Linked DNA regions of Mus musculus: region 2 is linked to region 1. The links are chromatin loops, found by intact Hi-C in ENCODE. Cell type or tissue: left cerebral cortex. All regions are shown on one strand. Each heading gives the region's core, and the rest is flanking DNA. Links, peaks and the distances in the headings are about the cores only.

What was found. A loop is a pair of places that touch in the nucleus more often than their neighbours do. Peaks named below come from ENCODE experiments on the same cell type or tissue, not always from the same donor. Only the 100,000 strongest peaks of a DNase experiment are listed, where the experiment ranks them.
Region 2: a loop joins it to region 1, with 7 times the contacts of the local background. A loop is called at or near these places in 2 of 42 quality-filtered maps.

What each region holds. Positions count from the first base shown.
Region 1 is chr9:59,054,578-59,066,965 of GRCm38, reverse strand. No RefSeq gene overlaps it. Among named protein-coding and RNA genes, the nearest start is that of Neo1, 24 kb to the right of the region's middle. In left cerebral cortex, for the core only: no CTCF peak of the experiment used is centred there; a DNase peak (open chromatin) is centred at 6,616.
Region 2 is chr9:60,132,298-60,144,685 of GRCm38, reverse strand. All of the region lies in intron 7 of Thsd4 (thrombospondin, type I, domain containing 4), which reads left to right. Among named protein-coding and RNA genes, the nearest start is that of Gm7616, 190 kb to the right of the region's middle. In left cerebral cortex, for the core only: a CTCF peak has its summit at 6,333 (motif pointing right); a DNase peak (open chromatin) is centred at 3,515.

The sequences.
Region 1 (12,388 bases), core at 1,865-9,864:
TCCTATATGAAAACCAGATTTCCCTTTTGGAGGCATGGCTGATGGCTTCCTGTCTGTCTGTCTTTTACTTCCAAACAGCATAGAAAACACAGGCAACTGGCAAGAGACAACGGGGACCCTCAAAGCAAAGAGCAGACACAGCAAAGCAGAAGGCCTACCATGAGAAAGGGAAAGAAGGGCTGGCCTGGCTCTGAGCTCATGCAGAAAGCAGAAGGTGTTTATAAACCAAATGTATGGAGGAGGAGAGAGACTCCAGGGAGGAAGGTACAGCGGTACAGCTCAGGAGAAAAGGTTTGGCTTCTATTCAGCAGTTGCTGGCTGTTTCATTGTGCCTTTGCCTCTTCTGACTTCCAGCTGCTCAGCTCTGGGAAGAGGATAGAAGACAAAAGCAATCAATCCTGAGCTTTCCTGAGCAAGTCCAACCACATATGTGACCTCATTTAACCTTTAGCTCTACCACATATGGATAGTGTTGTGATCCCCACTTTACAGATGAGGACTCGGAGCCTTAACCCAAAGGATACCAAGATAATCTGAAGGAAGCATAAAGTGGTGAAATGACCTGCTCAGGTTAACACGGCTGGTGATATAAAGTGAGAATTTGAATCCATGTTTAGTCTGCATTCTGCTTTTCTTGAATCGTAAAAGGCTCCCTCTTTTCCCTTTATCACAAAAACTAGAGCTTTAAGAGCCTAGAGTATATGAATGAAAGCATTTCTGACAACTGTGGAAAGCTAAATAGATGTAAAGAATTCTTCTTATTAACATCAAACCTCTCCAGGCAAGTCCACAGTGAGATAGTGGAAAACTGTGGTTCAGAGAAATGCACACACTTGCCAACTCCATGACACTACCTCCCAGATCACCACCAGTAATAAAGTGAGTTAATGACTGAAGAAAGCTTTTAATGGTGGGTTGGGCTCTGTGACCTCTAAGGTCCTGCCAAGTCAGTATTTCTGAGAATCAGAAATTTTATCAAAGCAGTAAGAATGTAACAGCTCTGGGCTGGATCCCACCTCCAAGAAAACGGTGAAGTCAGCAGAATGTTTCCTTCTTGTCTCCCATTTCATGTCTCTGCTTTTGGTTCGTACTTTCAGCCCTCACGCCAGGCATTCATCACTCTTGAGGCTGGCCTTGGGTTGTGAGCACACAGAAGGAAGGAATTTGAGAAATGAATTCAGACAAAGGGAAGGAAAGGTCATTTTGATGATTGGCTTCAGCTTTGACGGCTATGTGATCTGGAGGGGTGTCATTTAACCTCTCTGAGTCCCAGACTGCTTATCTCTGAGATGAGAAAACCTACGCTTAGGACTCGTTGCAGGATTTAACTGCCATGACATGTGAAGTGCCCTCCGTGCAGTTTGAACACCAGGCATCCATTCCTTTCCAGCCCCAAGCTGCAGTGCCTGAGCAGAGTATGGAAATTCTGCGCCTTTGAACCATGATTCCACACAGAAGGCAACCCAGGAGTAGCAAGTAATAACTAGTCCAACAGCGGGTGTTCTTTCCTGAGCAGAAGAGATAAGCTGGATGTAGAGAGAAGGGAATGTGGGCTAGATGTGGCTGCTTCCCAATTATCTCACAATCCATGCATTTGAGTGGCTAGCATAGGCATGGGCACGTGAAAGTATCTCCTTGCTTAATATTACTACATTTCAATTGGAAAAAAACAAAAAACAAAACAAAACAAAAACCCACCACCACCACCAATAACAAAGCCTTTCTCTTATAGCCGAGAAATTTTTAGATGGCAGGACAGAGAGAATTCTCACTTGTTAAAGTGTTTGTCATGCAAGAGTGAGGGTGAATGTGGATCCTTAAGACCTATCTGAGCACAGCAGCATGCTTCTGTGATCCCAGTACCTGGGAGGCATAGGCAGGGAGATCTATGTTCTTTTCCCAGCACCTATACCAGGAGACCTCTAACTGCCTATAATGGCAGCCCCAGAGGACCTATGTGCTCTTCTGGCCTCCAGGGACACTCATACACATGTGCACATGTACATAGGCACATATAGTTTTAACTAAAAAATAGGAGAGCCTCTGTACATGACCTGTGCACACAAGCATGCACATCCACAAATGGCTGTCTTGTGTGGACAATCAGGTAAACCTCAGATGCATAAGAAAATTATTCCAGGGACTCGGGGTTCCTTTGTCCAGAAATGGACCGTCTATGGTTATGAAACATTACTAAGCATTGCAGCCCTGATCTAGACAGAGGAGTGTGGGGATGGATCCCAGCTTTCACTTCTAGGGCAATAACAGCATGGATTTCTTTGGAGTTTAGTGATCATTTATGCAAAAGTATTTACTGCTAAGTGAACTGGAACCACCATGGAAGCTGAGACTTCCTTCTGCTAGCTTTAAAACACAAGGACCTTTGTCATGGTATTTGTGCTCTGTTTAAAGCTGTTTCTAATGGTGCCCAGTGGCACGCATTTGTGAGACAAATGAATTGTGAAGGTCATAATTACAAAAAGCTATTTTGTAGAGGTGAGGTGGCTCACCTACCATCTCAGTATCTGGGAGGCTGAGGCTGGAGAATTGTCAGATGTTTGAAGCTAGCCTGGGATATCAGGTGAGACCACATAAGCATGTTTTTAAAAAATCTATTCTTTGGGTACTGCAGAAACAGTGCAGTGGCAAAGAGCACTGGCTGCTTAGCACTGGCTAGAAGTCTTCTTCTAGAGGACTCAGGTCCTGTCCCAGCACCCACACAAGGGCTCACAGTCATCTGTAACCCCAAGTTCCTGGAGATCTGACACTCTCTTTCGGCTTTTGTGGGTACCAGGCACACATGATGCACAGGCATAGATGCAGCCAAAACATCATACAAGTAAAAACATTAAAATAAAAAAATGTCAAAATCTACTCTTCAGATCCACTGTGGCCATACATTTTAGCAGGCAGATGGTCACAATCTCTTAAACATATAATGGATATAGCAATTTTTCTTTGTTTTTTCTTCTTTCTTGCCTCAGGCTTAGGGTACGTAAATGTCACTGCCAAGAATTCATATTGTGACACAGAACCTTCTTTTACTACCTTTGCCATTTGCTAATAAACAATAAATAATTCCTTGGGAACATCTGCCCTTTGTGGTAATTAGAGAACTGTTTACTTTGGTGATGGGATGAGAAAGATATGACCTTTTAACTTCTTCTCAATTGGTAAGTGATGGGGAAAGGGAAAAACCATAACCCAGAGAAGACAATATTCTGGCACACTTTCAAAAGTTAAAAAAAAAACCAAAAATAAACAAACAAACAAACAAAAAACAGTACTGTTTAATACCGTCCCAAGCCTTTGTAGCTTCCAGCTCTTTATTTTATTTTATTTTATTTTTTTTGGCAAAAAATGTTTCTTAGTTTAGAACGGGAAATTGTTAAAAGAATTCATGAGGTTCTCTTAGATATCGAGTAGTGCTTTTAAAATACATTATGAAGTGAAAAGGAATGGCGGGCATGATTAAATGCCCTTTGAAGCCTATCCGGACTTTTAAGATTAGGGGAGAAATTCCAGGGAGACCACATTTTAGAGTCTGATGGAAACCAAACATTGGAGAATAGTTCTGCATCGCTGAAGACACACGTATTCTCTCTGTGCATCTCCCCACACTACAGATTCTGTTTTGTAAAATTATAGAATTTTTAGAAGTAAAAGTGGAAAGGGTACGATACTCAGGAATAACTTGTCTAATTACTTTCTTTATTTCTATCTTTTGACGGGATGGGGGATGAACCAAACCCTTCATGAATGCCAGCTTGGCAAGCGCCCTTCTGAGTCAGACCCTTGTGTCCAACAACAATTTCTAGGTTTTTCTGCAAAGGTACCAGACCCACATGAAAACTGAGAAGACAAGGTTATGTAAACATGTTTATTTAAATGTTGTATCTGTATTTTTAAATGTTTTATATTTTCCACTTGTGTATATGTTTATTATAGAAGTAGTTCTTTTGCCTTGTAGCAAGTATTCAGAAATATGTGCTTTTTTTTTTTAACCTAGACAGGAAGTTAAAATTCCAGATTGTTTAATTCAATACCAGACATTTGGCAAACCTATGTAAATTCATGTTGCTTCTCCTTCGAAACTTGGGATGTTTTTTGCTCCCTTAGTGACTGACTGGGGAAGGAGATGCACCCCAAGCATTTCCCAGGTGAGGGCTTCCCACAGCTGCCTCAGGCAAGGGCCGCCTAAGCCAGAAGAGCAGCAACAGTCCTAACTGTTGGGTCCAGGAGCTGGGCCCTGCCTCCCTCCAAAAGACAGAGCCAAGTCTAAACGGACAACTGTAGACCAGTGAAAATGCAGATCAGGAGGAGCCCAGTCAAGGTCTCAGTCAAGGTCCTAGGGGAGAGAGCACGTGCCTGTCACTCCTTGCATGCCATGTTAATCTCACTTGATATGGTGCCACTTGACCCAGCACATTCAGCAAGAGGGCCAGGCAGGATGGAAGCAGCAGAGTCTAGGGCGAGCCTTGGCTGCTGACAGGAAAAGAAAAATAAGTCAAGGAAACAGAAGACCAGGAAGGAGCAGACCAGTCAAGTGAAGTGGGAAGTAACCGCAGGGCTGTGGAGAATGGAATGGGGCTGGTACAAAGATCCAGAAAAAGTGTATTAACAACATTGCCCCTTGGGAAATAGCGACTCTTGTTCAGTGTTCTCTGAGGTGGTACTGAGACTCTCCCAAGATGGGAGGCTTACACACTAATAGATAGTTAACTTGCTTTCTACAGAGTTACGCATCCAACAACTGCACAGGATTTTTTACTGAGAAGTCGAAAGAAAATTGGGGAGGAAGCTGCCTTAGAGACTTTCTAGAGAGAGAGAAACACAACACTCACATAGATGGTGATGTCTGAGGGTGTTTCCATGAGGTATGGAAGCTAACTCTCTCCTCCCTTCCGTCTCCATCTTGATTACTTGAGGCCCATGTATAAAAGGGCAGGTCATGGAAGCTGCTCTAAGGGCACCAAGGCCAAGCAGTGGAGAAAGATCACAGGCCAGGACAGCTGATGGCTGACTGAGGCCCTGCTTAGCTCCTCCCTCCCTCCTGGGATGAGGTTTCCAATGCTGGCCTGGCAGAAGGTCTCGAAGCCTCCTGAGAGAAGGTGGAGCCTGAGAGATCATGGTCCTTCTTACCATCCACACAAACATCCGGGAGATCACTGGAAATTTATCGACTTTTTCGCTGGCAGTCCTCACCCTTGTCTTAGTTCCTTTAGGACATCTGTGGGGTCTGGAATTCTGTGTTTATGAGTTAAATGTATAGCTTAAAATTAGTTGAACAAAACCTGTAGAGGGACAATTGGTATTTTTTAAAAGTTAGGTGTTAGGAATTTCCCTTACTTCAGAGAGCTCTCAGGTCACGTCTGCAGTGGTCACCTATATTCCCAGCACTTGGGGGCACTGAGGCAGGAGGATCATAGAGTTCTAGCCAAAGGTTTACAGAGCAAATTCTGCCCAAAAATAAGTAAGGGAGGGAGGGAGGGAGGGAAGGAGGGAGGGAGGGAGGGAGGGAGGGAGGTAGGGAGGGAGTAAATAAGAGGGCTAGGTGTATAGTTCAATCGATAGAGCACTTGCCTAGTGCGCACAAAGCCTGGGTCGGACACCTAAGTACTAACATACATGGTGATACACAATGGTAATTCCAGCGTTTGAAAGGTGGAGGCAAGAGGATCAGAAGTTCAAAGTCAACCTTTGGCTTTCTAATATAGTGGGTTTGAGGGCAGTCTGGAATACATGAAACCCTATCTAAATATAGAGAAAAGAAAAAGCTGATGGGAAACACCTTTAGTTATAAACTCAGGTAAATAGAGTGCGTTGTTTGTTTGTTTGTTTGTTTGCCGTAATGACAATATAAACCTTCCGGATAAAGACAAAGATGTGACAATAGTAACTGCTAGCCTGACATGGAATACATGAAGCGCCAGTCTTTATTAAGAAGAAGGAAGTAGAGGTCTGAAGAGGTGGTTAAGAGGACTTGCTGCTCTTATAGAGGACCAGAGTTCAGTTCCCAGCATCCTAATCAGGTAGCTCACAGCCATCTTTAACTTAAGCTCCAAGGCCTCTGGGACCTCTGTGCACATACCCACATGCACATACACACACACACACACACACACACACACACGCACACGCACACGCACACGCACACGCATACACACCCCTATACATAATCTAAAATAATAAAAATAAATCTTTCTAAGGAAAACCATAAATGCCTGTCAAGGGTGCACTTTGTGGTAAAATAGAATATATGCATAGAATGCCCAGGACCCTGGATTCAATCCTTATTACATGTTTATGGAGTGCACACACACACATGCATACACACACATGAGAGAGAGAGAGAGAGAGAGAGAGAGAGAGAGAGAGAGAGAGAGAGAGAGAGGAAAGAGAGAAAGAGGAGGGGAGGGAGGGGGTAGATGGCTCAACACGAGAGAAGAGGGTTTTTTTTATGTGCCAATAAGTTGTATTTAGCAGTTAGGAACAGAGCACATTTATCCCTTCCCCCACAGCCTTCTCTCAGTCCATGCAAAACAAATTGGAGTGAGACAACACCATCTGCTCATTTCACACTCTGTGGAGAAGCACGTCAATTCCTTCTCAAGGTTAGGAAGTCCAAACTCAAAAAGACCCTCCCATCATTGTGCAGTCAAAAATGCCGCCCGAAAGCAAGAGCCTAAGAACCTAGGAAGAAGAGTCCAGAATTTCCGGAAACATGACAGCGTAAGGGCCTCATCGATGTGTCTTTATGGGAGTGCCACACCCTGCTTTACTCGGTGGCACAAAGTCCTGTTTCACTATCTGGTTGCATTTCCCTGATTCCGTGTCTCTGATTTAGCTTAGAAGAAATGACAGTAGAAAATGGCACACAACTGCCACAGTGCTTGTGTCCCTGTGCCAAGAGGGCAGGAATGAATAACAAAGATAAAGCTGGATCATCCGCAAACTGTTTTCTCCTGATAGTTTCCTTCTGAGTAGCAAATTTTTTTTTTACCTTATTGGCAATCACTTAAGAAATCTGAATTCCTTAATTAGACTCCATTATTCTATCCAGCAATGATGCTTTGAACTGGAGAGGAAACTCAGACATTTGATTCCCCTTCTATTTTGTACTTGGCCAAGCTCGAGGCTCAGAAGTTAAGATAAGGGAGGTTTCTTACTAATTCATAGGAGTGCCCCAGAGATTAGCAAAAAGGCAGCCCTTCGCTGTGCTGGCGAAGCTTAATCTCCAGCTTTAGCCAGCCACCCATTAACTAATACCATTCCCAAGAAGACCCCGAGTACAGGAAATGTACAGACTTTGCTGAGACGGTCAGATTCTTAGAACGCAAAATCTGAAGAGAATTACATTTCAAGTTACCTGTAGCACACCTCCCTGGTATCCACACTGGTAACTTACCATCCCCCTTGGAGAAAAAAGTGACTAACAGGAAAGGATAGATTGTCGCACACCTAGTCCTGCGTGTGCACCCATCATGTAAAACAGTCTCTTTTTTATTCATGAATCTCTTACACCAGAACTTTGGTAAACAGGACCATATTAAAACGAATCCATCCAACCATTCGACCATCTGTTGGTGTGCCCATCTGCCCAACAAACGTTACCCTGACACCCACAGTGCCAGCCCTCAGAATCACCCAGACAGATAAAGCATGGTTCCTTCCATGGTGACTGGGGGCTGGGGACAGAGCTCTGTATCATAGTGTGGTGGTAAACAAAGTTACAGAAATCAAAGGGTCTGGCCCCCCCAAAAGAGGGAGTCGCTAACTAAGTGATGGTGGGCTGAAGAAACCTTCCTGGAGGAGCTGAAACCTGAAAGACAAGTTAGAATTTATTAGACGTGTGCACTTTAATCAGAAGGCCCAGCTTGAGCAAAAGCAAGAAGGCATGTAAATGCCTAGGGTGACGAAGGAGCCGAAGGAGCCGGGGCCAGGTGGTCCTCCCGCTGTCTGTCTGCAGCCAAGATAGAGAAACAGGTGCGGCCGAGAGGAAGAACATGTATAGACCGCATTTGTACACTTCTCTGTGGACTTGGGCATCACTAGGGTGATTTCAGGAGCACATGTCCTGAGGTCATCTCTGTGATGACAATGGGAGATAGGAGGAAACCCAAGGTCACTGTGCTTACACCATGCTTTTTAAAAATCATTGTGTGTGTGAGAGAGATATCTGTGTGAGAGAGCTAGCATGCCACTGTATGAATATGGAAGTCAGAGGTCAACTTCTAGAAGTCAGTTCTCTCCTTCTAGCTCATGGAAGTAGGGTCTCTTTTGTTTCTGTCAGGCTACTTCACCCAGGCTAGCTGACTCTGAGCTTCAAAGAGATCCTCCTGTCTCTACCTCCTTCCTCCTCACTCTAGGAGAGCTGGGATTCCAGTTGAAAGCCACCATACCCAGACTTTTTACATAGTGTCAGAAATCAAACTCAAGTGTATGGCAAGCACTTTCACCTGCTGAGTCACCTCACTGCCCCTTTAATTAGTTAATTAATCAACTAGTTAATTAGTTAACTAGAGACAGGGTCTCTTATTGTTTGGTTAGACTGGCAGTTCCCAGGATTCCCGCCTCTCCCTTCCCCAGGCCTGGGTTTAGAGGGAAAGGAAGGGTCCAAACTCAAGCCCTCGTGCTTGCTCCGCCAGCACTTTACTGACAGACTCCTAAGGTAATCCATAGCTCAGCTTTGACTGGGATCCAGTGAGCTGTCCTTTGTACCTCAGTGGCACTCAGAGGCCATCTGCTCTGGTGGCAGAAGACCTTGTAATAATCAAGCAGCCCAGGGAAGGTAGAGCTGGAAGCCAGGCCCTGGTCTCCTGGCTCCAATTAGAGAGTCTTTACCTCTAACACTACTGCTCGGCCTACCGAAGTTGTGCATTACGGGGACTACTCTCTTTGGGTACAGGAAAACTGTCTCTATAATTGCCAGTCAAGGAAGGTGGGGTTAGCTAGGGCCAACCTAGAAGATAATATTGTTCTGTTCTAAAATACCTCTTGGTACCAAAGTTAGAAGAAAAATTAATTATGTGGCTTACAAATTGCTGTCTTTATTGATCAAGTCCACATTACTTCTCAGATTTGATGGCGTTTCTCTGAAACGTGACACGTGTAGACTGAGAGTGGGGGGTGGGGATTAGGTACAAAAGCATCCTAGGGAGTGAGCAGCCGCAGCAAGGGAATGAAACCCCACCCAATTCTTCTGAACTGCAGTTGAAGTTATTTTACTGCCACGGTTATACTTCCAAAGTTTTTGTGTTGGCGAAAAAGGCTGGTACAATAACGTTATTTTTAATTTGCTATGTGGTCCATGAATAATTCATTTAAAATAAAAAATCTCAATATCGTTTGCGCTTATTTTAGGGTCCTAGGCATTGATTAAAATATCTGCCTGTTTAGCATATCAGCATGGTGCATGGCAGTCTTCAGGAAAATGCCTTCCCTCCTTCCCTGTGCTGTCCTGGGCTTCTGGTAGATGCACTTGCATCTAGTACAAGATTTTCTTCTTGTGGTTAACTCTATGGTGTAATTACTCAAGGGACTTCCCAACTCAGCCCCTTAATATTTATTTCATAGTGACTGGAAAGGCCAGACGGTAAGTTTTGAGGTGTTCTGTCAAGTTCATGTGAATAAACCAAGTTATTTGCCCTTGTCCCACTTCTGTCTTCAAAGCATCACATCCAGGACTAAAAAGGGAATGCCCGCTGCTGGTCACCTTACACTCCTAGCTGTCCTGTGGACAGTGCCAGCAAAGGAGCCAGACAACGGGAATCATTTCCTGAAGGCATTTGTGACATGGACGCTTGGCCCATTATGACCTGTGCCAAACCCTTCAGATCATTTCATATAGGTCTGAAAGCTGCAGTCTGGAGATCAAAGCAATCAGTTGTTACTGCCGTGGATTAGATTTGTGTTCTACTTACACATTTCCATTTGGTGTTTCTGTTTGTGTTTGGATCAGGAGAAAGCTGCATCCAGACCCCTAACATTCATTCTGTAGTTGTTTTAATCGATAGAAATAAAAGAGTCTCAGAAATGCCTACTTATCAATATGTCTAGCTAAGTCAGGAGTAAATGCCGTGTCATCTTAGGGCTGCATTTTCTCTAGAAAGCACCACTCAGGCACATTTGTTACCTCAATTACTCTGATTTAGTGGCGTAGTCAGGGAGCGTGGGGCCTCTGGCACTGTACAATTTGATTTCTAAGCTCCTAGTAAGAGGCTAAAACCATCCAAAAATGGCAACTACATGTCCTGAAAGCATCGTTGAGACCTTGACATCCTTGGTGGCACTGCTGTCAGCGAAGTGTGAGGGTCTCTGATCTGCTCTCCGCCTGGGAACAGTGCCCCTTGGTTTCACTTTCACAGAGACTCAGACTTGGACCATCGGTTTCCCGAGAGAGCCGGGAGGTGACAGGACAGATGTTGCTTTTGGACAGCCAGTTCCCAGAAGTGACCCTTTGCTTCTTTAACTGCTGTTGGCTGGCAAAGGATACAGCCGACAGCCTGAGGACAGCACTGTGCTGTGTTTTAGAAAGGGAGCACGCTGCTCTCCAAGGCCATCCCTCTGTTCTCATCCCCTCACGTCATCCCAAGGCCACAACATTAATCTGCTGCTCAGATGGGTGCTTTGAAAAGATGGGCACATTGTGCCTGGGGCTCCTCAGGGCCTTAGGACATCAGGAGAAGGCTGACCTGCAGTATGTAGATAAGAGATGAGGAGAGTGGAGCAAGGTACCTAAAGCAGTAGAGTATACTCCTTCCCTGCTTGTTTCTCTGCCAACCTGATCTAAGCAGATCAGTGTAATACAAAAATAATTATAACCATAAGAAGTTAGAAAGTAGTCTCACTCTCTTTCTGTCTCAAGACTAAACCCACGTCCAGGGCCCACTGGTAAACGTGCTTGCCACCAAGCCTGATCGCCTGAGTTCAGACTCTGGGACCTACATGGATGAAGGAGAAAACTGACTGGCACAAGCTGTTCTCTGGCCTCTACTCCAATACCATGGCATGTGCCTGTTCACACACAAATGTAATTTGTGAAAGAGGAAGTGCAGACTGGGAAAAAAAGAAGAAGAAGAAAAGAAAGAAAAAAAAGAAAAGAAGGAAGGAAGAAGAAAATATTTATTGACTCAACACTGAGATATCCCACCACCCCAAAGAATAGTTCAAAGACTAGATAGAGGTGCAGAGATGCAGCTGTACCTCAGGAGCAACAGAAACTGGGGCCTGGATGCCATTCAAATGTTACCTCATTGGTTGTTGCTGAAAGTGTTTTTATTCTCTCTTGTTGGACATTGGTTTTCTTGTTGCAAACATGACCTCACACAATTCCTGCAGTTTAAATTTTAAACTGTAAACTATTGGGTTGTACTCTCCCAGTACTCCAAAGTAAAGAGTCTCTAATGGGTTTTATTTAGGGCAGGTACCCTACATGGACCAGTGGAAGATATTATTGAAATTGACTAAGCCTGGGTCAGATGTCCCCAGCAAGCCCAATCAACCGTGGTCAGGAGATGGGAGGCACACTGATGTAATGATAGCTCTGGTGAGAACTGAGTGCCTGGAAGAAGAGTGAATGACAAGCACTCTCAGAGGTGTGCCTTCCAGAAGGCACCAGAACAGAAAAGACAACATTAACACATAAAAGATACAACCAGGGATCCTCCAAGACAACAAATTCAAGGTCAAAGCCACTCATCAAAGACAGTAATCTTATCTTGATAGGACATATATTTCCAAATAAAAGCAACAATAGTAACCTCTAAAATATTAAATAACATATTATTAGTACAGTAAATCTATTACAGGTATTAGGAAAAATGAATTGTATGCCTATAAAATCAAAGAAATTCCATTAAAAAAGCATTTGAACTGATAGAGTTCAATAAAGTGGTAGGATGATATAAATATACAAAAATCAATATCCAGCCTGTGTAACAGCAATAACATTAAAATATGATTAAAAAGGAAATCTCAATCCTAAAAGCATTAAAATATAATAATGGTGTGGAACAGCCAAGAATGAATATTTGATCTAAGTGGTTTAAAGTTCATTAGCATAAACCACAAAATACACACACACACAGGTTAAAGGCAAAAACAAGGAAGAACTAGCACTATTGGATGTCAGACAGTCTCAAGTGAAACAGTATGGTAGTGATTAAAAAACAGACAGACCCACCAGGACTTTAATCCCTACACTCAGGAGGCAGAGGCAGGTGGATCTCTCTGAGTTTGGGCCCAGCTAAGTCTACATAGCAAGTTCTGGGAAAGCTAAGACTACATGGAAAAATCCTGTCTCAAAAAACCAAACCAAACAAAAAAAAAATAGACAAGCAAAATAACCTTGAAACAAACACTCCTTAAGCTTCAAATATTAAGACTG
Region 2 (12,388 bases), core at 2,460-10,459, 1.1 Mb before region 1:
GACCTATACACTAGACAACTGTGGGTCTGAAGGTCAGGGGAAAGTCCTGGCTGTAATTAGTCAGGGGCAGCCGTGGATGCGCAAAGGATGCTTGAGGACCTCCCTTGTGAAATAGTGAGCTGGCCCAGGGAGAGCAGACGTAGAAGGGAAATGGCTAGAACACAGGTGTCTACAGTTCAGCCCAGGAGGTGTCGTGGAGACTAGAGGATTTTCAGGAAAATGGTGGCTGTTGCCATTCTATCATTCAGAAATGAGCTCTGGAGCGTGAGGTGGACCAGTCCTACCATCTACCCATTCCCGTTGTATGGCACGAGACAAGTTAGCACAGTAAGGCTGTTGTCAGCACTAGATGAGTCACAGCCTGAATGTTGCTGTGATTACAGGTGCTCAGAGATTGTTGGATGATGAAAAAATAAGCAAGCAGGGCTCTCAGGGAGCCATGGAAGAGAGTGACTCAAAGAGGACATGCATGTCACCCTACTGTGATGGCTGGTATCAGAAGGTGGGAAATGACGAGCACTGGCCAGGGGTGAAGACTGCCTGAACCTTTGCACATTGCACATAGAGAAGTCAATGGCATAGCCACCTTGGAAAACTGTGTGCTTGGTTCTCAACAAGCTAAACATTGTGTGGTGGCATCTGTGTTGGCATGTGCTGGCAGGATACACTGAAGAGGCAGCATCGGGACCATGAGTCACCATCGGATCCAGCAACTCTGCTCTCAGATTTAGGTCTAGACAAACTGAAAGCGGGGATTCCGGTACATACTCATAAGCCTGTGTTCTCTGGAGTGTTACCGTTGTCAAGAGGGCATACAATGTAGTGAATCTATACAGCTGATTATTATCCTGCCTTTTAAAAAAATGAATTGATGTACACCACAGCATAAGGAAGTTCTGAGAGCAGTACACTATGTGAACCAAGTCAGACAGAAGGGGACAACGTGTGTCATTCCATTTCTGGGAATAGGCAGAGTCATAGAGATGGAAAGTAGATTGGGGGTTACCAAGGACAACGGGAATAGGGAGTTGTGCATGAGCACACATAATTCCTGTGGAGGATGATGAGAAAGTGCTGGAAACAAATAGTTACTGCGGCTGTGCAGTATTGGGAGTGTTTACAATGCTGCTCAATTGCATAATGAATGGTGGTCAAATCTTGAGTTGGGTATCTCTCACCATGCATTCCCTTAAAAGGGCATCATGGTTAGCGATGCTGAGAAGTCACAGAATGGCTAGAACATGACCTCTTGTACTTTGAGATGGTGGGGCCACTGGTGACATTTCCAGGCCTTCTATGATGGGGGTGGGGGGAGTTGCCAGAAATCATCTTGCAGAATTGGAGAAACAACCTCAGCTGGGAAAACCACTTGCCTTGAAAGCCTGAGGGCCTGACTTGGGATTCCCAGAGCGCACATCTACAGCCAAGCATGGTGATATAAGCTTATAGGCTCAGCAGCAGTGGGATGGGAGGCAGAGGTGGACAGATATGTGGAAGCTTGAGGACCAACCAGCCTGGCCTGCTGGGCAAAGTTCCAGGCCAACAAGAGACTATTTGTACAAGTAAAGTTTTACTGTGACACAGCCACATCTATCATGTGTGTATCGCCTGAGACTTCTTGTGTTCATTATGAATAGTTAAGTAGCTGCCCCAGACACGACCATATGGGCTGCAAAACTGAAAATATTTACTACCAGAGCCTCTGAAGGGAATTTCCCAACCCCTGGCTAGGAAACATCCCTGGTCATTTAAGGAATTGGGCTTTCTAAAATAATGCCTGTACTTCTGGCAGGCTACTGAGTCAGTAACACTGCCTCTTAGAAAAAGGGAGCAGAAGGGACCTAGTGCGGGCACATGACAATGAATAGGAAGGAAGAGGATGCAGAGGCAAAAGATAAAATAAAGTAAACCCTATTCATTTCTTTCTTTCTCCTTGCCGCATTCCTTGGTCACTGTGGGCAACCCTATAGCCTGAAGAATAGTTGTTGAGGATGCTAGGGTGGGACCATGGGAACCCCAAGTGTTCTTGTCAGGAGAATGGATGGAAAACAGAATGGTTTATAAAACCTGACTCTCGGGCTCAAGTGGCCATGGAAGTACAGTTTGTGGATATGGGGACCACTGCATCCTCCGTTCTCTTGATTCTCTGGAAAGGAATTCTAAGTGCTTTCCATGCAGGTCCTCCTAGAAATCTCACTGGTAATATGTCACCATATGGCCAGTGCCAGTGGTAATCAGAGGCTGCAAACTGTAGTTAGGCTCACCGGTTCCTCTTTTGTGCAGAATAATGCCTGTAACCCAGGGCTTTCAAGTGTTTGTTAATTTACTTTCTGGGGTTGAGTTCTGAACTTAAATCAGGCCAAAGACAAAGCCTGGCACTTCCAGAACTTCTATGGCACAAATTGTGCCAAGTCATGTGCCTATGTGACCTCTGAAGTATCTTTCTGACCATTGGGTGACATTTCTCCATTTCACAGGAGGGACCATCACGGCTCAAGGGTGTTAATTATAGAAGTGGGTTTTGAACCAACACATGTCTGATTCTAGTACTGGAGCTATTTCTACTGGTCAGATGCCACCCTGTTCTCCCTGGCCACCAGTACCCTCAGAATGCTTTTGTGTGCCTTCATAGGCAGAATCCATTACTTGGTACATTGCAACCCACTTTGGACTTTGAATCATACTATTACAGAACAAAGCTGATGTTTGGAGTTCTTCAGGCTTCTGCAGGTCTGTGCAAACCTCTCTCCTCCATGTGTCCCCCAATTCCACTCTGATGGTCACTCTGAGTCTGCTAAGAGTCTCCTTACGCCTTCTTGACAACACTACCACCCAGAGTTCTCTTGTCCCCACTTTACACCTTATTTTTACACCCTCTACAATAATTCCTTAATATACTGGTTTAAGTACCACAACCCAGGAATGCAGCAGAAGGGGGACACAGTGGCTCCCCGTTCACATCCATTCCTGGTCATATGACAAGCAAGTGGCATGCTGGTGACTACTTCCCATGCTGCCTTTTGATGGTGGTGTCTTTGCCTAGATTTCTACAACTATCAAATGGATGGAAAGGGGAATGCAGAAGCCATCCACCCACCTCTTGACTTGGGGCCAGTGGGAAAAATAAACTATATCCCAGGGCTGGCAACTTGTGCATGCCCCGGGTCTCCTGGCTTCTCCAGTCTGCCTGCCTGCAGCTCCTCCTGCTGCAGCCCACTGCCTCCTGCCTGCCTCAGTGGAGGAGGCAGAGCCATCCCCCTGCATTCATTCTGAGTGCTTACCTTGGACCCCTTTTCATGAATGAGGCCAGATGCACGCTCCACATTGATCATTTCTGTCCCTCCCCTTTTCTGCTTTCTGTTAAAGGCAGCCCCCCAGCTCCCAGCTGGCTCCTGTCCCCTCCCCCAGCCAGGAGAAGTTATTACATGAAGAGATCAGCTTACCAGTTTTCTTCAGAGCAGAGGCTGAGCTCAGAGCACGGGGTAGTACAGTGGGGGAAAAGAGCCAGGGAACCAGCGCGGTGCCTACGGAACTCCAGGCTGGAATCCCTGAGACACAAGTGCATCTGCTAGCGTTAGCACTTGGCAGACGGAGTCTCCTCCAGGGTAGCTTTGACTCTGGATAATAATGTTTGTCAGCTACCTGTTATTAACATTGTTCCACACTGAGACAGCAATGTTAGCAAGACCTGGGGGAGAGGTAAGCCAAATAAAATATCTTGTCAGAAGTTATATTTTTGTCAGCATTAAATTTCCCCTTCTGTCTACGAAGAGGGATCGGGGAATAGGTTTTTGTGGTGTGTAAAGAATAATGCTTTCTATGACTTTGTTTTAGGTTTTTCTTGCAGGGAAATTTCTATTCCTCTTGAAGGAGCCTATGCTTTCTAAAATCTCATGCTGAGCCTGTCCACGCAGTTGCCTCCCTGGGGACCTGCCATGGCCTGGGTGACAGATGTCTAAGGCATGCATTCTTCTTCTGCTGTTTTCAGGGGTCTGGGGGAATGCGTGTGAGATTCCAGTAGGGTCTGGTGCTGATGCAGGACGACGGACACTGCTTTTGAGGCTTTTCTCCTCTTGTGTTCAGAGAGAATCTGCATGGGTGAGAGATTACCTTTCTCCCCCTGCCCTCATGCCGTAATTTCTCCTCCTTCTCTTTGATGTGCATGGGTAAACCTGCAGTTTGCTTTCTGCCGTGGGTGTGGAGGGGAAAGAGTGGTATGCCCAGATCTGACAGGGGAAAAACAGAAGGGCATGTCTTAGTGTCTGTGAGGACAACTTCTTATCGATCTGGCTCCTGTGTTTGCTGGGTATGTTTCTGGATATGACCGATACCTCCAAGAGACGGTCTTGATGGGAGCAGAGTCTGGAAGTGTTAATCACTGAGTAGGGAGGAGGGAGCACTTAATGTCTCCACCCTGCCCTGCAAATGAGCGGGCACCAACTTTGAATCTTCCTCTACTCCTTCACTTCTAACTCGGATGGAAATTCTCAGAGACAAGAATAATCCAAATGCAGCCTTGCTCCTGAACCCGTCCTCCTCCTTGAAAAGCCTAGTGACTTTTACGTCTCTATATCTTTTAAAAGGGCCACAAGGCCACTTCCCGGCTTTGCCTTTTGTTTGCCTTGTCAGGGGCCAAGAGAACCCTGAAAGCTAATGTAATTGCTTCTTCCCCTAAGCGTGCTTCCGTGCTCCCGGGCGTGCTCCCCAACCCACGCCCATGCTGCAAGGCTGGGGTGGTCATTTGTCCCAGGCTGCCTGCCTGTTAGTTACCCAAGCCCTCTGCGCTGTGCTGTGCGTAGCCTCTGGGGGAACAGAGCTCTTGAGAGAGAAGCGAAGATGCCTAGTAGATTAGAAATGCTGACCGCCGAAAGCAGACCACTGGTCTCTGCTTGAAGTCAAAGTTTGCGACTTCCCTGTTGATTTTTTTACTGTGTGGAGTAAATGACAAATGGGCCCACCTCATTCAGCCCAGAGCACTTAAGCAGGCGAGAGGCAGGCTCATGTGGAAAATATTTCTATCACCGCTGCCGACACATCTGGTCAGGGGAGACCTCCATACTGGGCAAATCACAGCACTGTAGCAGGCCCTCCGTGGTGCGCCAATTACTCTTATTAACAGCAAGGCAGAAGGCAGCTTCGGTTACCTGCCCACAACTGGCTCCCGGAGAGGGCCACTCTGGAATGCATGTCCTGGAGCCTCTCACACAGGAGGGACATGGGAAGCAGAGCACACAGGCATGCCCTTACCTTGATGGTATAGAGATAGCACCGGGTGCTCACTCAGGAGAGTGGGACCAGACTGGCTTTGGAGTTCAAGTATGTATGCTTAATACAACCAGTCAGAAGACCCAAATAGGGTTAGTAAGATGTCTGTCCTGCCACCACCACCCGCCCCCCCCCCCCGCACTACACAGCTGTACCATATAAAGATCTCCCCATGCCTCCTTCTTTTTTTTTTTATCTCTCCTGCACGTGTGTATGTGTGTGCTTGTGTGCATACATGTAAGTATGTGGATATTTCTGTGCACTTGGCTCTGTAAATGCCTGCACTACTAGGAGATGCTATCATTAGAATTCCTTTCACTTGTTGGAAGCGAAATGATGAGGAAGGAGCATGACTGAGCCCCCCACTCCTTAAAAGAGAATGTTGTTTATAAAGAGCTTTGAAGAATGTGGCATTTTATAGGGGCCTCTCTTTTATTGCCATGTTACCCACAAAAGCATTCCCATAAACATTCAGTGGCGTCCCTAAGTCACCACAATTTTCTTTCCTCCTGCCCACCAATGGGTTTTCATGCAGGTTCTAATTATCTTCTCTTTGGATGCTCTTTAAAACACACAGGAGGAAAGGAGGAAAGGGGAGCAGGCGTTGTCCATCCAGGCTGCTGAGCTGGCTATGTTCTCAGCCTGGGATTGGGAGCCAAGCAGCAGAGCTGGGACCAGTTGTTGTCTTGGGTGTGAAGTCTTTGCAGATAATTGGGGGCTTGAGTAGGGGAGGTACTTGTTGGTCCAGGACAGAGCAAGCTGGTATTAGGTCAGTGTATTAACTGCAGGGGGTGGGGGGAGGAGGAAGGTGGAGGGGAAAGCTGTTGCTGCCTTTGTTTCCTGGTTGCCTTGGCATTGAACTTAGAACCTTGGGGTCACTAGAATGCCTTTAACTTTGACAATATCAGAATAGAAACCATGTATACCTACAGACATCAGTGCATCCTCTGAAGGACTGTAAAGTACTTGAAGTCATGCTGGATTTTCAGTGCATTTTTAAAAAGTGTTTGTTTTTATTTGTAATTCTGTGGGGTGGGATAGACATCTGCACATAAGTGTGGTGCCCACGGGAGCCAGAAGAGGGCGCTCCTGAAGGAGGAGTTACAAATGGTTGTGAGTCACCTGACATAGTATGAGGACCTAAACTCAGATCTTCTGAACAGCCTTTCAACTGCTGGGCCATCTCTCCAGCCCTGATGCAATTTTTAAAACATGCTTTGTTGCATCTAGTCCCTATTTCCAATAATTCAGAAACTCTACACCACACGCACCCCATTCCAAGCTGTCTCTGTACCTTTGCAAGTGTGGAAAGCATGCCGGGATGCAGTCAGAGTCTCTGTGGAGATAGAGATAGGCAGTGAGGGACTGCATTTCCTGTCCTTATCCAAGGAGACCAGTGAGGTCCTGTTATATGGAGGGAGGAGAAGGAAGTAGGGCTAACCTGAAAGCCTTGAACTTCTGTGTACTGAGGTGAGACTGTGTCAAAGGATGCTGTGGTGGGACAGTGTTAAAGGATGCTATTTTAACTTTGTAAGGCAATGTGGCAAAACCTATCAGACTTAAAAAGAAATATCCACTAATGCTTGCAGACTTTCCTTTTGTGGTGATGAAAATGTTTAGGAGTTAGGTGGTGGCAGGGTGATTGCACCGTTCTGTGACTACACTAAAAGCCACTTATGATAGCTCTCCTTCCATTTTATGTGCTGGAGAATAAACCTAGAACATCATATATGTTAGTTATGTAATCTACACTTCCACCCCCAAATTACAGTGTGTGTGTGTGTGTGTGGGTGGGTGTGTGTGTAGGTCAAACGTCAATGCCATACATTTTATCTCTCTACTTTGTTAATTTTTAATTTTGAGATTATATTTCATTATATTTCTCCCTTCCCTTTCCTCCCTCCAAACTCTCCCATATAACCCTCCCTGCTCTCCTGCAAATTCATGACCTCCTTTTTTTCACTAATTGTTATCAAATACATATGTGTGTATATATAATATATATTACATGTGTGTATTCATCTATATTACTAAATATAGTGTATAATGCCCATATAATGTTACTTGTGTGTATTTTTCAAGGCTGATTGACTTGTCACTGGCCTACCAATCAATGTGTTCTTCCCTGGGGAAGACCTCCTCTTCCACTCCCAGCTTTCCACAGTTGCCTGTAGTTTTTATGTAGGGTTTGGCCATGTCCAGTTTGGCCTATTCTTTGGTGACATCCTTGTTCAGTTCATTAACATTCTTTATTCTTTGAAAGCTTCACACAGTATACAGTACATATTAACTGTATCCACCACCCCCCCAGTGCCCTACATTCCGTCTTCTTCCAACTTGATGTCTTTTTATTTTTTGTTTGTTACTAATAACCCTGAGTCCAGTTAATGCTTCCTGTATTCACATGGGCATGTAGCCAGCCACTGGAGCAAGGGCCACCTACGAGCAGCCATAGCCCCAAAGGAGAGTGACTCTCCTTCCCTCAGCAAGCATCAATTGCCAGGAACCCAATAGGGATAGGGCAGGATCTCTCAGTGACCCGGGAACCCAAAGCTTTTGAGTCTGAGCAATGGAAACCAACAGTCTCACCTCCTTCCAGATTTAACTCATTCCAGTGATGAAGTATTTCTAGAAGTAGTTCACCACTGAGTGTGTGGCCCGCCGGATATGTATGGTAGATACTGTTATCCAGTTATAAGTTCCTATCCACATTTTTATAAGGAAAGGTTGTTGAGCTTTACCAAATTTTGTTCACCTTCATTAAAACACTCACTTGCCTGTTTCCTCTGCTGCATTTACATAGTGGTTCTATGTGATCAGTGGATGTCTGTGTCTGTACAATTGCCTGTCTACTGATGCACCTGCTAGATTCCATGTAGTCGTTGCCTTTGCTACCTGATACGACTTATGAGTATTGCATTGCTCTCTTTTGTAAGTCAGTGCCATTGGGTCCTGCCAATCTAATGATGCTAGCCCAAAGTTTTACAAATCAGTCCCTCATCTTCTCACGTGCTTTGAAACAGTTTAAACACCAGAGAAATTATCACTTGGCCTAAAGGATTTTAAAAGTGAATCATAAAACCACCAAGCTGTTTCGAGGATTTAAGTGTTTAAAACATGACTCTTGTTCCTATAGAAGGTGTAATACTTAATACGTATAGGAGAAAACATGTCCTGTGGAAGCAGACTGTCAAGCAGGTAATTAACAGACAGCTGTGGACATTGCCCCGCTAAGAACACCAGGCATCCCTAGCCTTGTGTGCCACTCCCAGGGGCTCCAGCCACCCTGCTTTCTCTCCCTTAGAGAAAATACTGCCCAGAATTTTATGTTATCCCATCATTGCCTTTAAAAACAATAATGGCAGCTAGTGGGGGGGTGGCATATACCTGTAATCCTAGCACTGGGGAGGCAGAAGCATGCAGATCTCTTTAAATCCAAGGCCAGTCTGATCTACATAGCAAGTTCCAGGACAGCCAGTATTACATAATGAGACACCATCTTAAAATAATGTAATTTTTGGTAATAGTAGTAGTGGTAACTACACATGTATATATCTATAAAGGTCATATTATTTAATATTGTTTTGTTTTAAATTGTATTAGCATGGTCTTTACATTGTCTTCAGCTTGATTTCTCATTTAACATGAATGGTACACTGAGCTGTGGTTCCTTCATTTTAGCACAACACAGCATGAGTATGTGGAACTTAATATATGTAAATATAGCATCATTCTTTGAATAAATACTTGTCTTTTTTTAAAAAAAAAAAGTTTTCTTTCCCCGTGTACAAGTGCTTAGTCTACATGTATGTGTGTGCACTGCATGTGTGCCTGGTGCCCTCAGAGGACAGGAGATGGCATCAGATCCTCTGGAACTGGAATTACAGACAATGATGAGCCACCATGTAGGTTCTGGGAATCAAATCCAGGTCCGGTGTAAGAGAAGCAAGGGCTTTTAACTACCGAGCCAACTCTCCAGCCCCAAATATTTGGGTTTTCTTGTTTGTTTTCCTGCTATAAACATTCTGCTATGAATGTTCTGGAACATGTGTCCTCATAAGCATCAGTAAGGATCCCTGCAGGGTATGCATACGCGTTGCCTTGCTAGGTCACCGAACATGTCTGGGAGGCATAAGATATGCCGAGTTGACTTGCTCGGCTGCTATGTCCACACTCATGCCTACTAGAAGTGCAGGCAAGTTCTCAAGGGTGCATCGTCTTTCCAGTACTTGGTATTAGGGAATGGATTAATTTTACTGCTATATTAGGCATAAAATAGTATCACTGTATAATTGACATTTCTCTGGCCATCATCAATCACTGTGTAGCCTGTCCATACATCTTCTGTGAGCTGTCTGTACCTCCTGGTTTTAAATTTGATTTTTGCTATTTCAACACCAAGTCAGAGGCTCATTACATAGTTTGAATATGAATGTTTTTCTCGTTAGCTCCTGTAATATTTTTTCCAGTAGCTCATATTAAATTTTATAGTGTTTTTGGCTCAACAGAGGCCCTTAGTTTTAATAAATTTAAATGCATGTTTTATGTCATTATAGTGAGTCTTTCTACTTCTTAGGAAATTATTCCCAAGGACATAAAGCTAATCTCTTACATTTCTTTCTAAAAGTATCAAAGTCTTGCAACTCACGATTAAAAGCATTGTAATTTTATTTATTTTCAAGCTTGTGTATGTTGAGATTATTCCTCATCCATGCTTCTGCACCCTCCTTCTCCTCTCCTCTTTCCTGATGGTCTCTTCTGTCACCCAGAAACAAACACACATACACACACATACATATATACACATACATACACACATACACACACATACACACACACATACATACATACATACACATACATACACACATACACACATACATACATACACATACATACATACATACATACACACACACATACATACACATACATACACATACATACACACATGCATATACACACACATACACAAACATATACACAATACATACATATACACACACACACACATCCACACACACACACACACACACACCTCCTAAAAACTACAAATAAGAGAAAACATATACTATTTAATAGGTAATTCACTTAACATGGAGATCCCCAGAGCTGATTTTTCTATGTATTGTGAGTAGGATCTGTTTTCATTTTGTCCCTCAATGATAGGACTGTTTATGCAATAGTCTCCTCCTTTCACCAGACTCTGTCCGATATTGAGTTTCCACTCATAGTTTCTTCTGTATCTGTCCTCGGTTGACCATCTCTCCACCTTTACATCTGTAATTAAGGGTCTTAATTACTAACGCTTATAGCAAAGCTCAATCCGTAGAGCCTGTCTCTCCTTCTTGTTATGGCTTTATATAAAAACTTGCACTTTCTAATGAACTTTAAAATTGTAATTTTCAATTTTCCTTGACAATCCTTTAGAAGTTTTATCAAACCTATTTTTGAGTCTGTAGTTCTACTCGGGAACACTGACATTGCTTTTATGACATTCTATCTGTGAACATAGTATCACCTTCACATTTGCTTATGTCTTTGAAGATTTTCAAGAAAATGTAACTTTTTTCTTTCTAAGTGCATAATTTTATTTGTAGTAATGATCATTTTGCCTTTTTCAGTTCTTATGTTGCTACTGAAAACAGCTTACCATAAATTTTTGCTTGTACACTTTACTAGTTTAATAATGTATCTTTGATTCTTACTCTGTCAAGATAATGAACTTCTCTTATGAATAGCCATTGCTATTCATACTAGGTCCCAATATGTAGCCTTGGCGGGACCACCAGCATGCTCCACATAAACCAGGCTGACCTTGAACTCATAGATAGCTGCCTGCCCTTGCCTCCCAAGTGCTGGGACTAAAGGCATACTATACCACACTTGGCTTTAGGTCATGGATTTTACTTGATATTTTCTGTCTACTGGGATAATTTGGTCTTCTTCTGCTAATCTATCAGCATGGGAAATTGCTATTTAGGTTACATCTTGTAAGATCTGATATAGAGTGCTGATTTTTCAGTCTCATGTGTTTTAAAAATCGATGTGACCAGTGCGTTATGTACTTGAAAGGTAAGTATGGAGAACTGGCTCCTTTTTCCTAATCCCAATTTAACCTCTAACTTGATTATACTATGGTCAGAAAATGCAGTGTCTGTGACTCTGGGGTTTCCAGAGTTGTTGCTTTCTGCCTTATTTTACGGACAGGTTTCCTGTAAACATTGTGAGAGTTACTTGAGGAGCATGTTCATTTTGATGCATACATTTATAATTGAGTACTGGAACCTTAAGAGTGTACTTTACAGTTGTATATGGGGGTGAGTGGGTAGGAGCTATGTACTCGTTTGCAGCAAGGTATTAAGATGCATGTGAATGTGAGTGTACCTGTGCCTGTGTATGGAGAGCAGAGGCCAGCATTGGCTATCCTTCCTCAGGAGCCATCCACCTTGTTGTCAGACACAGAATCTTTCACTGGGATCTGAGGCTTCCCAGTTTAGGGGTGCCCTGGCTTTGCCTCCCTAGCAATGAGGGTCTCTAAATTGTCAAGCTGCAGGTCCCAATGAAAGGACGCCACTAAGCTCGGCGTTTTACATGGGGACCAAACTCAAGCTTTCCAGCGTATGCAACAAGCATTTTATCAGTTGAGTTGCCTCTCTGCTAGTCTGTTAAATTGTTCATTGATTCAATAAATGCACATATTTATGGAATATTACAATACAATTTAAAATGATTAGATCAAGATACTTGGTATATGTATCACCTCAAATACACAATTAATATCAACCATAGCTATTCACCTGTGTTGCAGAACCGTTAAACGTTCCCCCTATCCAATTGCATTCCTGTCTCCGCCAACCAGCCTTCCTCCACCCCTCCTTCCACCCTTGATCGCTTATCTGTCTACTTTCATGAGAGCCATTTTCAAGCTCCCACAGGTAAGTGAGGGCAAGCAGTCCTTGTCTCTTTGTTCCTAGCTTGTTTCCCTCAACACAGTGTTCTCCAGGCCCATCCAAAGTGCTGTGAACAACAGCTTCACCCCTGTGAGCTGAATAACACTTCACTGTGTGTATATATGTATGCCGTATTTTCTTTATTCATTCTTCCACGTATGGATGCCTAG